Regions from separate parts of the Mus musculus genome. Here region 1 is linked to region 2. The links are chromatin contacts, found by Hi-C or POLR2A ChIA-PET in ENCODE. All regions are on one chromosome and are shown on one strand. Each heading gives the region's core, a stretch centred on a gene start or an enhancer-like site at or near the end of the contact. The rest is flanking DNA. Distances are from core to core; before and after follow the strand shown. Region 1 has its middle 19 kb from the start of Gm33330. Region 2 holds the start of 1700025H01Rik (a long non-coding RNA gene).

Region 1 (6,622 bases), core at 84-2,583, 44 kb before region 2:
TGGGAGAGGATGCACCTAGCTTCACAGAGACTTGATGTGCCAGGTTGGTGGATACCTAGGGCACCCTACCAACTCAGAGGAGAAAGGGAAGGGGATTATGGGAGGAAGTGCCCGGGAAGGAGGCAGTGAGCAGGATGAAAAGTGTATAAGTAAAACAATTAAAATAGAAACATAAACAAATAATGGCCACCAAAAGTTCTCATCATGCACTCCTCAAATTTCTATTTGCAGTCAGTATTGTCCCTAGGCCTGAACAACCTCACCGGCCACTCAGTGCTTTGCCAAATAACTGGACGACATCAACAAAGAAGATGGAGACCACCATGTGCTGCTTCTAGACCCACGTTGGGGACAGTGCTACAGACTTTTCGTCAGTTCATAATATAGGCTTCTAATCCGCTCCTGAGAATTCAGACAGATAATTACGAGCAGGTGATTGCCGAGAGTCTCAGCACTGAGGGTCAGAAGCTGACAGGTCCTCCCAACCTCTGCTGCCATTTTCCTCTTTCTCTGCTTGCTTCTTCGGCCCCTCCTATGACACAGAGCAGAGACCAGGCAGTAGTATCTCTTGACAGTTGGCTGCCTGACTTGTGGAGGAGACAGATCAAAGCCCACAGGGGATGATAGGTCACCCCGGAACCCAGGTTCTGGGGCATCCTTTCATCCTCTGGGTCTCAGTTTCTCCCATCCGGGATGCAAGATAATTGGATGTGGGACATCCTATCCTGCCCTCTGATTCAGCACTCTTGGGGAGGGTGAGAAATCTGCTGTGTGAAATCTGACCAAAGAGTGCTTAAAATAACACTTCTCAGCCTTGATATCAGAGGATTCGTTCGTGTGTGCCAAACAGATTGTGATTAAGCCGGTGGAAGGTGGCCTTTAAGCCTGAATTTCTAGCGATCTCCCAGTCAGTGCTCAATCCCTGCCAGTCCTGTTTATACCCTGGGAAATGAAAAGCTGACTCACAAGACCCAACCACAGATCCATGGGATCAGAAACTCTGGGGTATCGACCAGCAATCTGTCCTTACGCTGTCTCCGAGGTTGTTTCAATACCCATCAAGTTCAAAACTACCGCTTTAGGACAGCTGATTCTGAACTTGACTAAGGACTGGAAATTCCTGCAGAGAGTTTTTGAAGCCCTGGTGCCTAAGTCAAGCTCTCATATTCAAATTTAATAAACACGGGATGCCAACGTGGAGGCATCAGGATTTTTAAACACTCCGAATGAGTATGAGATGTACTGAAGGTACTGGCTTCCAGGCTGAGAGTCTGCCGTTCTCTGAAGCCGCTCTGCCTGAGACTACCATGAGGGGGCGCTGTGGCGCCACGGGGAAAACTCCGCGCTCCGGGCGGCTGCTGGTCCGGGCTGCGGAGGTGGCGGCTGCGCCTGGGGGGCGCGCCTCCGGGAGCGGCTCCTGGCCGAGGCTTGCCCTGTGCCTGCATCTGTACCTAATTAATGCTGGCGGCTGCCTAGTCGCGCCTGACGTTAGATGTGCTGGTGTTGGGGGAACGCCTGCAACCACTCGGCACAGGTTCCTTTACTCCACTTTGTTCTCTGCCTCCTTCGGGACTCGGGTTCACCCCTGCGGCTGCTCCCTGACACTCTCTGCCTGTCCCAACGTCACCTCACTGGGTTCCTTGTCTCTTTCCGAGGATCCCGGCAAGTTCCCCAAGCCAAGGGACCTGCTGATCAGCTCCAGAATCCAGCTCCTGTCATTCTCTCTCATGGTTTCTTTCTCTCTTCTTTCTGCCCTTAGTTGAGCTCTGTGGGTCTTCATAATAAACGTTTTCATACACAGGGTTTGCCTCTGACTTTGTGACACATAAAGCAGGGCCGTTTGTAAGGGACTTTCGACGTCTATGGGGGTAGGGAGCAGAGAGTTGCTTCTGAGTTTTAATGGCTCTGTGTGTGTGTGTGTGTGGGGGGGGGTGTTCTATTTTTAAGGATGAGGCTTTATTCTGGAAAGGAGAGTCCCTTGTTTAGCTTCTTAGCTAGCTGGATACATCACCCCCGCCCAGGGGGGCTTTCCCCACAGGCAGTGACCTTTATCATAAATAATCCACTTCATATTTCATCCCACCCACTTTCCCATCTGTTTGATATTCTGCCTTCCCTGGTGCGAGGCCTCATCTGGAGACAAGCCATGTGAGTAAAAGAAGCTTGCCCATCCCTGGTCTGATGGCTGCCTTGCCCTGCCAGCTTCTTCAGAGCCTACTTCTGAGGGGACAGAAGAGGAAGGGCAATTGGAGAGACTGTGTGCTTCTTTCCTGACCCCAGCTCTCATTTCCAGGGCTTGGTTTCCTTCTTTGAAGCCTCTGCTACCTACCTAGATTCAGGTCCTTATTCCCAGGCAGTTGGCAGGAGCCACTCCAGTCCAGGGGAAACTGAGGCCAAAGAGGTTAGAAGGGACCCCCTCGAGCCACATAGCTGATTCCTGGCAGGTTCCACGTTTCTACAGAATTGTTCAAAGCTCTCCCTAGGGCCAGTGGACACTTCCTAGCAGCGAGGCAGTGGTGGCAGGGGTCCAGAGGGAACTAGTTTAATTTGAAGAGCAGCCGTCCCTCCTAGAATCCAAATGAGCAATATCATCACAGAGCCCAGGGTGTCAGAGACTGGGCCTGGGCTGTGGGCAGAAAACAGGCCTACGGGTTCAGAGGGGAATCACTCATCAGACATAAGGGGGAGGGCTGGGGGACTTGATGGGGGAAGTATAGATATGCTGTGTCAGAACGAGTCCTGCTCCCTCTAATGGGGCCCTGAATGGGGCTCTCAGGTGGGGCTAGAGGATAGACAGGAAAATTTGGGCAGCCACCAGTTGGGACAAGTGTCCGTCCCCGTCCGTTCCCCCCCCCCTCCTGCTGGCTTGGCCATATGTCTGGCCAAAGCCTAGGTGGAAACCAGAGCTCTAAAAGAATAGCTCGGGTGGACGGAGCTCTGTGAGAGTGTGTGTGTGGGGGAGGTATGCTGGTAACTGAGAGAAGAGCAGGAGAGGGGCTAGCTCAAGGTCATGGGACAATTAGCAGCACAGCTGGAGCTTGGATGCAGGCACTGGACGGTGAACCAGGTTGTCTTCACTATTGTTCTTCCATATGGATGGATGGATGGATGCTTGGACCCTGCTCCTTCCCTTTTTGTTTGTGTTGCCATGTCTTGTTGAGACTTTGCATGGACATTTTCAGTTGTGTCTTTCTGCTCCCAAGTTGTTGTTGTTGTTTCTCTCCTCCTCCTCCTCCTCCTCCTCCTCCTCCTCCTCCTCCTCCTCCTCCTCCTCCTCCTCCTCCTCCTCCTCCTCCTCTTCTTTCCCAGAGAAAGGAAACCCTGTAATCTTATTCATCTATACCAGAAACCCCACCAGAAAGTCATGGTTCTTTTCAATCACATTTCCCACATTCTAAGTCCCTACAGGTAGAGGTGACAAGAGTCCATGGGACCTACTCTCTGGGATTTGGGGGGAAGAATGCTTAGCCTGCGGCATGCAAGTCTGACAGGAAGCCTCAAATCTAAGTGGTCGTCCTCAGCCACGCCTGCGGGTCTTTGCCTGCAGCTGCTGAGGGAGGAGGAACCGGCTCTGAGTGCGCAGGTTTCGTCTGGCTAGTCCCAAAGCTCACCACACTTCCTGGACCAGGGTTTCTGGCAATGTGGGTCTCTGGTCACCTGCAATACCTTCAGTACCTCGTTCAGGCAGTTGTTTGAAACAAGTAGTTGAGCCTGCTTCAGGCTCATGCAATTTGGAGGTGGCCAAGGCAGGTCCTCCCTTCCCTCATGGCCTGTCTCTGTTGGGGTTGGGGGAACAACGATGATCAATAACTAGTATGGAAAATATGTTAATTGCATGGCAGAGTTGAAAGTAAAAGTAATTTCAAAAATAAAGAACACTAGGTATGGGGCTAAGAAGGAAGTATGTTGGTTATAAATGGATGTATGTATTTATATCTATGTATGCATATATTAATTTTTCGAGACGCAGTCTCTGGATCCTCCTGCCTCAGTCTCTTTAGTACAGGGCTTACAGGTGTATACTATCATACCTGGCTTTTTGTAATGTTAAATGTAGCAGTTTGAAGGTCTCTTACTGTAAAAGTGACATTTGAACCAAGACTTCAAAGAGATAAAAGCCCTTAGCTATTGAATCTGGTTCCTGAGCCTGTTCCAACCTGTTCCTGAGAACCCTAAGAAGAGAGCCCAGGGGCCTACACCTCCAGAGTCCTTTAAAGGTGACACTTGGCAATCCTTGCTTCTCACCTTGATTTGTGTCCTTGCAAAGCGCTTTCCCCTCCCAGCCCAGGAAGTATGTGCCTAGGTGTGACTTCAGAGGTGATATCTGGATGGAAGCTGGACTCTGGGGTCTCAGTGGTACCTCTCGGGGTGACATGGTAATCAGCTCATGAGGAGTAACTCAGACAGACACAAGTTTCTCACAACTGTGATATGTCTGGGAAAGGCCCATGTGAGGACAAGGGGGAATGCAGCTGTTCTGTGAAGGTTATAACAATTCGGTTATTAGAACAGCAAGCTGACATCACAGAGAGAGCAAGGCTTAGCTGTGAACGCCGGGAGCCATGGGGTACGCTGCAAGTCATTTCCGGGAGCCATGGGGTACGCTGCAAGTCATTTCCTTTAAGGCTTCTCCCCTTCTGAATCTGGGACATGAAACGGCAAAGCCTCTCCTCGTCCCATAGTGCCACGGCCACTGGCTAGTTTGTGCGTCTACACACCTGATGTGTTTATAAAAAGATAAAGAGAAGGAATATCTTCTATAGGGGTGTAGTCAGGTATGGGGGAAGGCATTGTCTCAGCGGGCCCATGCCAAGCCATCCCTTCTCCCTGAGGGACTGGTCACACGACAGTATAGTATAGAATAGAGTTTATTCAGGGCATGGGGAGGGGAGTTAAGAGGGTAGTAGAGACAGAGAAAGGGAGAGAGAGACAGAGAGACAGAGAGAGAGAGAGAGAGAGACAGAGAGACAAAGAAAGAGACACAGAGAGAGAGAGAGAAGAGAGGAGAGGAGAGGAGAGGAGGGGGAGGGGGAGGGGGAAGGGGGAGGGGAGGGGAGGAAGAGGAAGAGGAAGAGGAAGAGGAAGAGGAAGAGAGAAGAGAAGAGAAGAGAAGAGAAGAGAAGAGAAGAGAAGAGAAGAGAAGAGAAGAGAGAGAAGAGAAGAGAAATAGAGGCCGGCCATAAGCACATGGGGGATGGGTTGGAAGGGGAGAGCAAGGGAACAAGAGAGAGAGGAGGGGGCAAGCAGCCTCCTTTATAGTGGGTCAGGCCTACCTGACTGTTGCCAGGTAACTGTGGGGTGGAGTTTAGACAGAATGCTAACACCACCCACCGTTGCCACCACTATTACCAGCCCTCATACATCAACATCAGCTTCTTTTGGTGTGCCCCATGCCAGGATCAACAGAATTCCAACCCAATAAAATAATTTGGATCATGGTTGGAACCTTATGGTAAAGCAAGCTGACGGCACAGCTGGAAAACCGAAATCTTGCATCTTGGAAACTCTGTTCAGCCAGGTCCAAAGGGTTGCGTCGCTTGCTCTTCTGGGAGGGTCAGACAAGTGTCTCTGTAACTTTGTTGCCCTGAAAGTCTCTGTGAAGGGCAGACCAGACCCCCACCCCCACCCCCACCCCCGTGGCAGGGAGCCCTGCCTCAGTGCCTAACCCTATTAACTGTTGGCTTCCCAGTTGCCGGCTTGAGCCAAAAACACGCTCTGCTGTTTGAAGTGCTTATTGGAAAAGCAGACCTCATCTTGGCGGCGGCTCTGAGCAGTTCCTTGTGTGGGGTGCTCCCCAGGGCTGTAATGAACACAAGAAAGCATTCCCTACGTTTGGCATGTTTGCTTTTATCTCCAAGTCACATTTAAAAATTTATATTTCAAGAAAGTCAGGGAAAGGGGCCAGGACGGCTCAGGCAGCCCCTAGTACCAGAACACCCAGCACATCGCCTCCAGAGACCAAGGCTTCTGAGGATTAGTGGGGAATTAGAACCATACCAGTGTGGCAGGGCCTCCAGCCGGGCTTCCTGGGACTTGTACAGCCAAGCCTGCAGCGGCTTTGGAGACAGCGCAGCAGCAGTGCCCTTGGGGCTGCACACGGGGTCCAGGTGGGCTCACCACTCCACTCCAGGAGATGTTGGATTATCTCTAGGACAGGGAGGACAAGGGAGTTCAAAGCTTGCCTAGGGTCTAGCCAGCCCCACCCAACTGGGCTACTGGTGAACCTACCTCCTGAGACTTGTTTTCTACACTGATGACTGGGATTGGGGGAAAGGGCTTTAATATTTCTCTTCTCCTTCTGCTCTTCTCCAGGATTCTGGAAACGGTGGGCCTCATGGTGTTGATTAGCACTGGGCTGCTAGGTCCTCTCCCTGGAAGGCTGAACTTAAATAGTGTTCCAAAGGGCGCCTTTAATCCCAGCATTGGGAGGCAGAGGCAGGTGGATGAATCTCTGAGTTCAAGGCTGGTTTAGTCTGTGTAGTGAGTTTCAGGACAGGCAGGGTTTTGAAGAAAGACCCTGTCTCAAAACCAACCAACCAACCAACCAACCAACAAGCAAGCAAGCAAATGAACAATGGCAACAAACAGACAAACCCCCTAAAACAGACAAGCCAGACCACCA
Region 2 (7,387 bases), core at 338-2,837:
GTAGCAGGGATTTCTTTCCAGGGGAGTGCGCTGAGGCCAGCTGAGCCACTGCCAGCCCTGATGGGCCAGCGGCCAAGATCTTGGGGAGGGGGGCAACTGCCCTGTGCCCTCCAGGTTCTGTGTCTCTCATTGTGTGTTAAACAAGAATCTTCCTGTGGGGGCTGGGGAGAGGGGGGTAAGGCTCCAGTGGTCCCCCCCTTGGGGGCCTAGCTTCTTGAGGTCAGGTCAAGCAAGTTCTGCTTCTCTCTGGATGACCCTCAGGGGAGAGAAGGAGAGAGGGAACTGGCTGAAAGCTGGGGTTTGAGGCTTAGTCAAGGATGATCCAGTGATGGCCAGCTGCTTGTCAATGTTGAGGTGAGTGGCTGGGCGGAGGCTGGGGTTTGGCCAGGAGAAGACCTTGAGCCTGAGAGCAGGAGGAATTTTCTTATTTTCTCTCCTGCCACAGAGCCTGCAAATGTTTCTTACTTCAGCCTGTCTTCTGTCACTATTAATCTTTATTCATGACAGTTCTCAGCTGTCCTTGGAGACAAAGGTGACAGCAGCCCCCTCTGCCTCTCCCCCATCTCAGGCTGTGTCACTCATTCCCTCCCCCACTGCCCCCACCATGGGTGGCAGAAGGTACACCGTCTGGTTAGAGTGGATTTTTGTACATTCTGCAGGTTGCAGTGGTGCACGGGGACCTTGGCTGTGGGTATGCTGCCTTGTCGGGAACTCCCGAGAGCCATCCAAGGCCAGAGAAGAAGGGCAGAGGAGGTGGGTGGGATGGGTGAGGTCTCTTGCCAGCCAGCCAAGACTATCAGCTACTGGCAGATGCTGACACTGTACCTGGCCCAGTGAGTAGCATTGGCAGACAGGGCTGGCAGGGCTTTCTCCCATCAGATACTCCTACGCTCTCACTGGTGAATTCAGTGGCACACAGTTCCTCTTCTTCACCATGATATAAAGAGAGACATGGGCTGTAAAAATGCCTGACCCTGCAGGAGGAGGATGGGCAGAAGGCAGAGATAGGCTCATACATGGTTACGAGGGAAAGGTCAGAGGCGAAATTTTCCTTAGAACCAACCTCCATCCCCTTCTTTATGGTTAGGAAACTGAGGCTGGGAGAGGGGCAGGGACTCCCCCAGAGGCAGAGTCTGACACCCCCATCCTGACATCCTACCAACTCTGCGGCCCAACCAGGCCAGGCCATGGGCGTCTACTGTAATCACAACCAAAATCAAGCCATTCAGCTGATTGTTGAGCAGGTGAATTGTTGAAAGGATATTTCCTGGTTAACGGCACCTCCCAGGGCAATGTGTGTCTTTCCCATCCTTGGCTTTTAAGAGAAGGCAAGACGGACGGACGGACGGACAGACGGACGGACAGTTCTTTAGGAGGTTTTCTTGGTGTCGGTCAGTGTCCACGTGGAGGGATTTTAGGTCCAGGAACAGAGTCATTCTGGCCTCCACTGAGCGCACCAATAGGTACTTAGATGAGAGAGGAATCTGTGTTGTGGGTGGACTATCATGGCACATACGCATTCATATACACTCTCACACATACACCACACACATGCACTCATACACACTCTCACACATATACCACACACACACTCAAACACACTCTTACGTACACCAAACACACACACATAAACCACGCATACCACACACACACACCACACACACACACACACACGTATGCACTCACACACATTTACACACTCACTTCATTCACATTCACACACATATTCACATACTCATACTATACACATACATATACACTCACACGTCACAAACACACAGCACACACAACATACACATACACACTCACTTGCAAACACATATACCACAAACACACATATACCACACACACAGTCATATACACTCTCACACACATATTCCCATATACATATTATACTCACACTACATACTCACACACACACATATACACACACACATACTACACATTCACACATAACACACACACACATTCACATATAACACACACACACACAGAAGCCTTCTGGCCTGACAACATCCTTAATGGGAGTTTGAAGGGAGCTGATGAAGGAGAGAATCTAGGTTTGTCTGCAGGATTTGACATTGGAGCTTAAGACATCATATTTTTTTTTTACTATTGCATGCACTTTCCCAAGGCTACCCCACCCTGCCACTCTGTTCTGGCCTTTGTCACCTGTCCCTTATCCTGGCAATAGCCCCCAGATTGGGTTTTCCCCACAACAGTCTGTTTTACTGACATTTAAATGTTAATAGGGAGAAAAAGAAATATGTACACATGTGCATACACACACACATGTGCACACTACACATATGAAGAACAAACAAACAAACACAAGAGGACACTCTCTAAAGAAATACACTAGGTAATGACATAGCAGGCAGGAAAGGCTTCCTGGAGATGGCCCTAGAGCTGAAGGCAGACTTTCATCCTGGCTGCAGAAGGAAGAGGCTAGCTAGAGAGATAGCATGAGTAGTGGGATTGCTGAGGCCAGCAGAGAGAGAGAGAGAGAGAGAGAGAGAGAGAGAATGAGAAAGAGAGAGAGAGAGAATGAGAGAGAGAGAGAATGAGAGAGAGAGAGAGAGAGAGAGAGAGAGAGAGAGAGAGAGAGAGAGAGAGAGAAGACCACACACGGTGGGTCTCCATAGCAGGATGTGCCACATCATGCGTATCTCCTTCTAGTTCGTGTGTAGCAGTGTCTAGTGGGAAGAGACCTGTGGCGGAAGGAAGGGTATTGATCTAGATCTGACCTGCTTCGGAGGTGCTGCAGGACAGGCCTCAGATGAGATGCTTTCTGCCTCTGGGGAGCTCCTTCCTGTCCTGCCCTCTGCTGTTCCTCTCCTGCGTGATGTTCGACCATGACACCTCTAAAAAGCACGGCTACTCCAGGGCTTGGCTATTGTGAGCTAGATGAAAACAAGACACAGCATAATCCAGGTGTCGAGATGCATTTGCCTGAAGAAACCCAGTACCCTTCCACATGAGCTGCACTTTGCTGGGGGGTCTGGGCTGGGCTCCCTCTTAGATGAAGACCGCATCTCCGTGTCACGGCTCTTGCTTGCTGGTTTTTCTCAGGCCAACAGCTGGTCTGCAGCTGCCCATCTGCTGGCCTGGTTCCAGGCTGATAGGGATGACTTGATGACAGAAAGCTCTGCGGCAACCATTGGCGTTGTAGCCACCCCCCCCCCTCAAATCGCCTAGTGTCTTCTTAGAAACCGGTCACTGCCTAGCATCTTCTCTCAGTGACTTAATCTGACGGGAGCGTGGATTTTGGCAGGTGAGCACCACACACCAAACTCATAGGTGGCAACCTGGGGACCACCCAGCCCTGAAAAGCTGGCCAGCCACACTCCGGCGTGAGTTCTCTTTATACTTGGTTTTGTTTGTCCTGGTCCTTCGAAGGCCACAGGCTCTGTGGCCTTAGTCGTGAGCTCCTTTTCCACAGCAAAGGGAGAGAGAGAGATGTACGGAGGGCTACGTGGGAGCAGAACCATTTATAACCCATTAAACTGCCTGTCCTGATAGATACCCAGTCCCTCCTACTTGGAATAATGTGTACAAGATGTGTAACGCTTCAGGCGGTCTGCACAGTGCGATCTAGCCAAGCGCTCGTGTTCTGAGTAACCTCTCAGGCAGTACTTGCTAATTAAAACCAGGGAAGGCCTCACAGCCCATGGAGAACAGAGAAGCCAGGAATCCCCAGGACAAGGGCAGGATTTGCGGAGGCTCTTCACTCACCATCTCTTCGTAGACTCACCCCCCCACCATCACAGATCCAGACAAACACTCCTCGTGACTGGAAGCGCACTGCCTATGACCTCAGTCTAGTCTGCTAGAAACTAGCCTTTAGAAGGTTCTTTTCTCAAGGAATCTGAACCCGGTCTTTACAAATCTTCACTTTAGGGCCCTTGCCAGGCAGCTGTAGTGTAGCCCCTCTCACGGGAGAGCCCTTTGCAGTTGAAAGACAAGTCGTCTTGAGAAACGACTTGAGACCCTCAAACTTCATCTTCTGGGATCTTCTGGGCATGCTGAGTGCCCTAGTGAGGAATCTGATGAGTTCCAGACTCATGTGTGGTTTGTCCCTAGTAGTCAAGGGTACCTGCTGTGACAGCTACCAGGGACTAGGCGGCCTCTTCCTTTTCGGAGTCTCACATAATATCTGTCAAGAGCCCAAGTCTGTCTTCATTTCCTCAATAGCAATCTATTACATAAGGCGGCACTCAAGTCTTTGACACCAAGAAACTGCAGCCCTCATAGGAGAGTCGTGCTTCAGGTGTAGCCACATACATTTTAGGCTGTGGGGCTTTAAGCAACCAGGAAGGTTAGCACATCTAACTGAAGCTAGGATTAGGAGAAATGACATGTGCCCACAGGTACATGGCATACTACCTAGGATTAGATAGAGCTCTGCATATCTATCTATCTATCTATCTATCTATCTATCTATCTATCTATCTATCTATCTATCTATCTATCTATCTATCTATTTTGAGACAGGGTTTCTCTGTGGAGCCCTGGCTGTCCTGGAAATCACAGTAGACCAGGCTGGCCTCAAACTCAGAGATCCATCTGCCTCTGCTTCCCATGTGTCTCCGGAGTGCTGGGATTAAATGCACAAGTCACCACAACCTGGCTGAGCCTGGCATCTTTTGAGGCCAAGCCAAAGGCTTCTCCCTTGCCCTCAGACAGTTTAACCAGGAAGAGGAGTCAGGACTCGCTTAGGATCGGCTACCAGGGACTTGCATTTTGTGTTTCTGAGTCTCCACTGTGCCTCCCCTCCCCTCGAGAGCAAGGAGCTGAGTGTTTGTGGCTCCCTGGCACCAGAAGTAGGGTGTGCCCACTCAGCCTGGACTGGAGGGAGCTGAGGCGGCCAGTGCTTGCTCTACCATTCTCAGTGCCCGGAAGCCGGAGGGCAACAAGGACTGGCTGCCTTCCCAGAAAACACAGCTCACTGCCTGCCTGCTCTGCCCTTGAGCTCAGGCCCAGGGCGGTCCCGTGACAGGATCCCAGCTGGGGATGGTGGGCAGCGGACATTCCTCCTCCTGTGGCTTCCAAGAACCTCCCATCTAGGGTCTCCAGACCTCCAGGGCTGCTCCCCAGGACACACATTCCCAAGGCAGCATGTGGCTTCTTCATTCAGCCGGTTTCTGAACAGGACAAGGGTCACCTCCCCTCTTTGATGAGTGACTTACTCCAAAATGCCCTCTCTCCACCATGGGCAGGGATGAGGACAGGGGCTTGGAGACTTTCCAGGGGACAGCCTGAAGGCCTCTGTGGTTTCTTTGGACAGGGCTGGAGACAATCCCCACTCCCTATAGCCTGTGAACCAGGCTAAGCAGCTGGTGTATGGTAGAGTTATCTAGAGGCAACTTTTGGAACTCACTCTGCCCACAGTGAGCAGAAAGCCCCTGACTCCTGCTTTGGTGGTGTTAGGTGGGTTGTTGGAAGGGGAGGGGCTGGCTCTGAAGGGGCAGCAGTGATCAGTCAGCCAAAAAGCTTTTAATCAGGATATCCCCAGAGCACTCAGTTTCTAGTGATCAAGGTCAGAGGGCAAAGAGAGATCCAGGTCTGTTCTCAAGATGGTATGACGTCTGTGTGTGACCAGGTGGAAAAGCATGGGCCATGGGTATGAGACAGGTCTTGCTTGTGGTTAATTTTGAGAGTAGCACACTGATGCAAAGAAAACAGTTGCAGTTCGGCCTGAGACCGACTCAGTGTTCTCATCTGTAAAATGGGTCCTAAAAGTGTTCCACACTCAAATGGCACTGGATATGAATGGGCCTTTGGCACTGTGAGGTGGGGTGAGACTTGCTGGTGTGGCCATCTATCAGGCCTGGGAAGGAGCCCAGAGAAGGGCAGCAAGCCGGGGTCGCGCATCCTTCCTTTTCCACTAGGAGGAGCACTCGGCACTTGTTAAGATGCGTGTGCGTGGCAGGTCAGGAGGGCGGGAGGAGCGCCAGGTCCCCTCTGCGGGCTCCTGCCCTCCCCTCGAAGCTGGACCTTGTGTCTCCAGGGCCTGCTCTCCCTCCCGGGTGCTGGCAGGCTTTCAGAGGCCGGAGGAGGAGGAGGTTTGGCTGCCAGGAAGGGTGGGGCTGCCAGACACTGCAGAGCCACACTGTGACCCAGCCGTCCCGGAAACGCTCCCAACCTCGGCCCTCTGCGCGCACATCCGGCCGGGAGGGGTGCGGGCCAGGCTGTCAGGGGGACAGAGAGTGCGCGTGGGATGCCTCCGAGGTCAGGCTGCTAACGATCACCCAAACGAGAAAGAACAAGCTTTTTTTCTTCTTCTTTTTCTCTTTTAAAAATCTTATTCTGGGGCGAGAGGCTTTGTGTGTGACAGGCTTGGTGTTACAGAAGCAAGCCCTTAGCAGTGCGTTTCACTCCAGAGGCTTCCCCAGGCTCGCGCGTAAGTGTATATTTATTAATTAGAGAATGGTCATCCTGTGCCAAATTAGTTACCTACAGGAGCCCGTTTACAACTTGCTGCTTATTTTGTCCGTTTTATACACGAGAATGCAGAGGTGGCAAGGGTCACATGACCAAAGTCTCAGTTGTTGGATCTTGGATACAAACCTCGTATTTTTTTTTTTTTTTTAAAGCAGGACCTCAGGTTACTCATCTCTGCAAACTGCCAGCACCTGGTAGAGGACTCAGAACAAATGCGCAAAGCTGGAGCCCATGGGCACTTGGGCGTGTCTCTTTACCACTGTGGACAGATGAAATGACATAGAACAAGTGACAGCTTTAGCAATGGTTGTGCTATGGGGCCATGTGAACCTGGAGCTGAGGGTCTAGCTTTCTTCTTTTGATGCAGATTTTTCCTTTTTCCACAGACTATGTCAGGGCGAGGCTGTTTGGCATCCCAGGCAGACCCTCACTCTGGTGAGGCAGGAGATGTTTTGCGTGGGGCTGGAGGAGGCAGGGCTAAGAGTCCCTTCTGTGTCCCAGAAACTCCAGGCCTGGGGGAGGGGATGAGTGGAAAGACACCTGCTTCCTTCTATGATGTCACTGTGGGAGGCCCCTTCTCACCAAGTCCTGATGGAGGAGGTGACGTGGATATGGAAGCTCGGCCTGCCCAGAGCCCTGAGTCATAGGATCTGGCCCATGAACTTGAGAAGCATGGGCTCTTGTGTCATGGCTTCAGAGGCTGCCAGGGCTGGCTCAGCCTTCTGAAGCTAGGTGTGAGAAGGGATGGGGTACAGGCAGGCCTGAGAGTGGGTGTCCTAACTCCCAACATGGCACCTCACCTACAAGCCACCAATGTAGCTCATCTTTCTCTCCCATGCTCCACCCGGGGCCTTGCATTTGTCTTTTTGTTAAGCCAGACCTGCTCCTTCCTCCCGCCATTTTGACTGTTTCTGGGCTGAGGTTTAACATGTCACGCTGATTC

Evidence for each region. Hi-C counts contacts between places; a loop is a spot of excess contacts on that map. ChIA-PET counts read pairs that join two places held with the same protein, here RNA polymerase II (POLR2A).
Region 1: a map of heart shows a loop between it and region 2 (3-fold over the local background). The contact joins the enhancer-like site here to the promoter of 1700025H01Rik in region 2. A Hi-C loop is called at or near these places in 12 of 37 maps with a recorded cell type or tissue (Patski, adrenal gland, gastrocnemius and 3 more). POLR2A ChIA-PET finds 5 or more read pairs at or near these places in 2 of 5 experiments (Patski and embryonic stem cell).

What each region holds. Positions count from the first base shown.
Region 1 is chr16:30,231,232-30,237,853 of GRCm38, reverse strand. No RefSeq gene overlaps it. Among named protein-coding and RNA genes, the nearest start is that of Gm33330, 19 kb to the left of the region's middle. Within about 2 kb of position 1,333, at least 2 of the 3 ENCODE cell types and tissues checked have a DNase peak (open chromatin) inside an H3K27ac peak, as active enhancers do; they include gastrocnemius and heart, where a contact is called at or near this core.
Region 2 is chr16:30,186,804-30,194,190 of GRCm38, reverse strand. It overlaps 1700025H01Rik (a long non-coding RNA gene), which reads right to left and starts at 1,587. Exons shown (of 3, transcript XR_003951867.1): 1 at 826-1,587; 2 at 1-403. The region is part of intron 2 of Gm26562 (a long non-coding RNA gene); the gene reads left to right.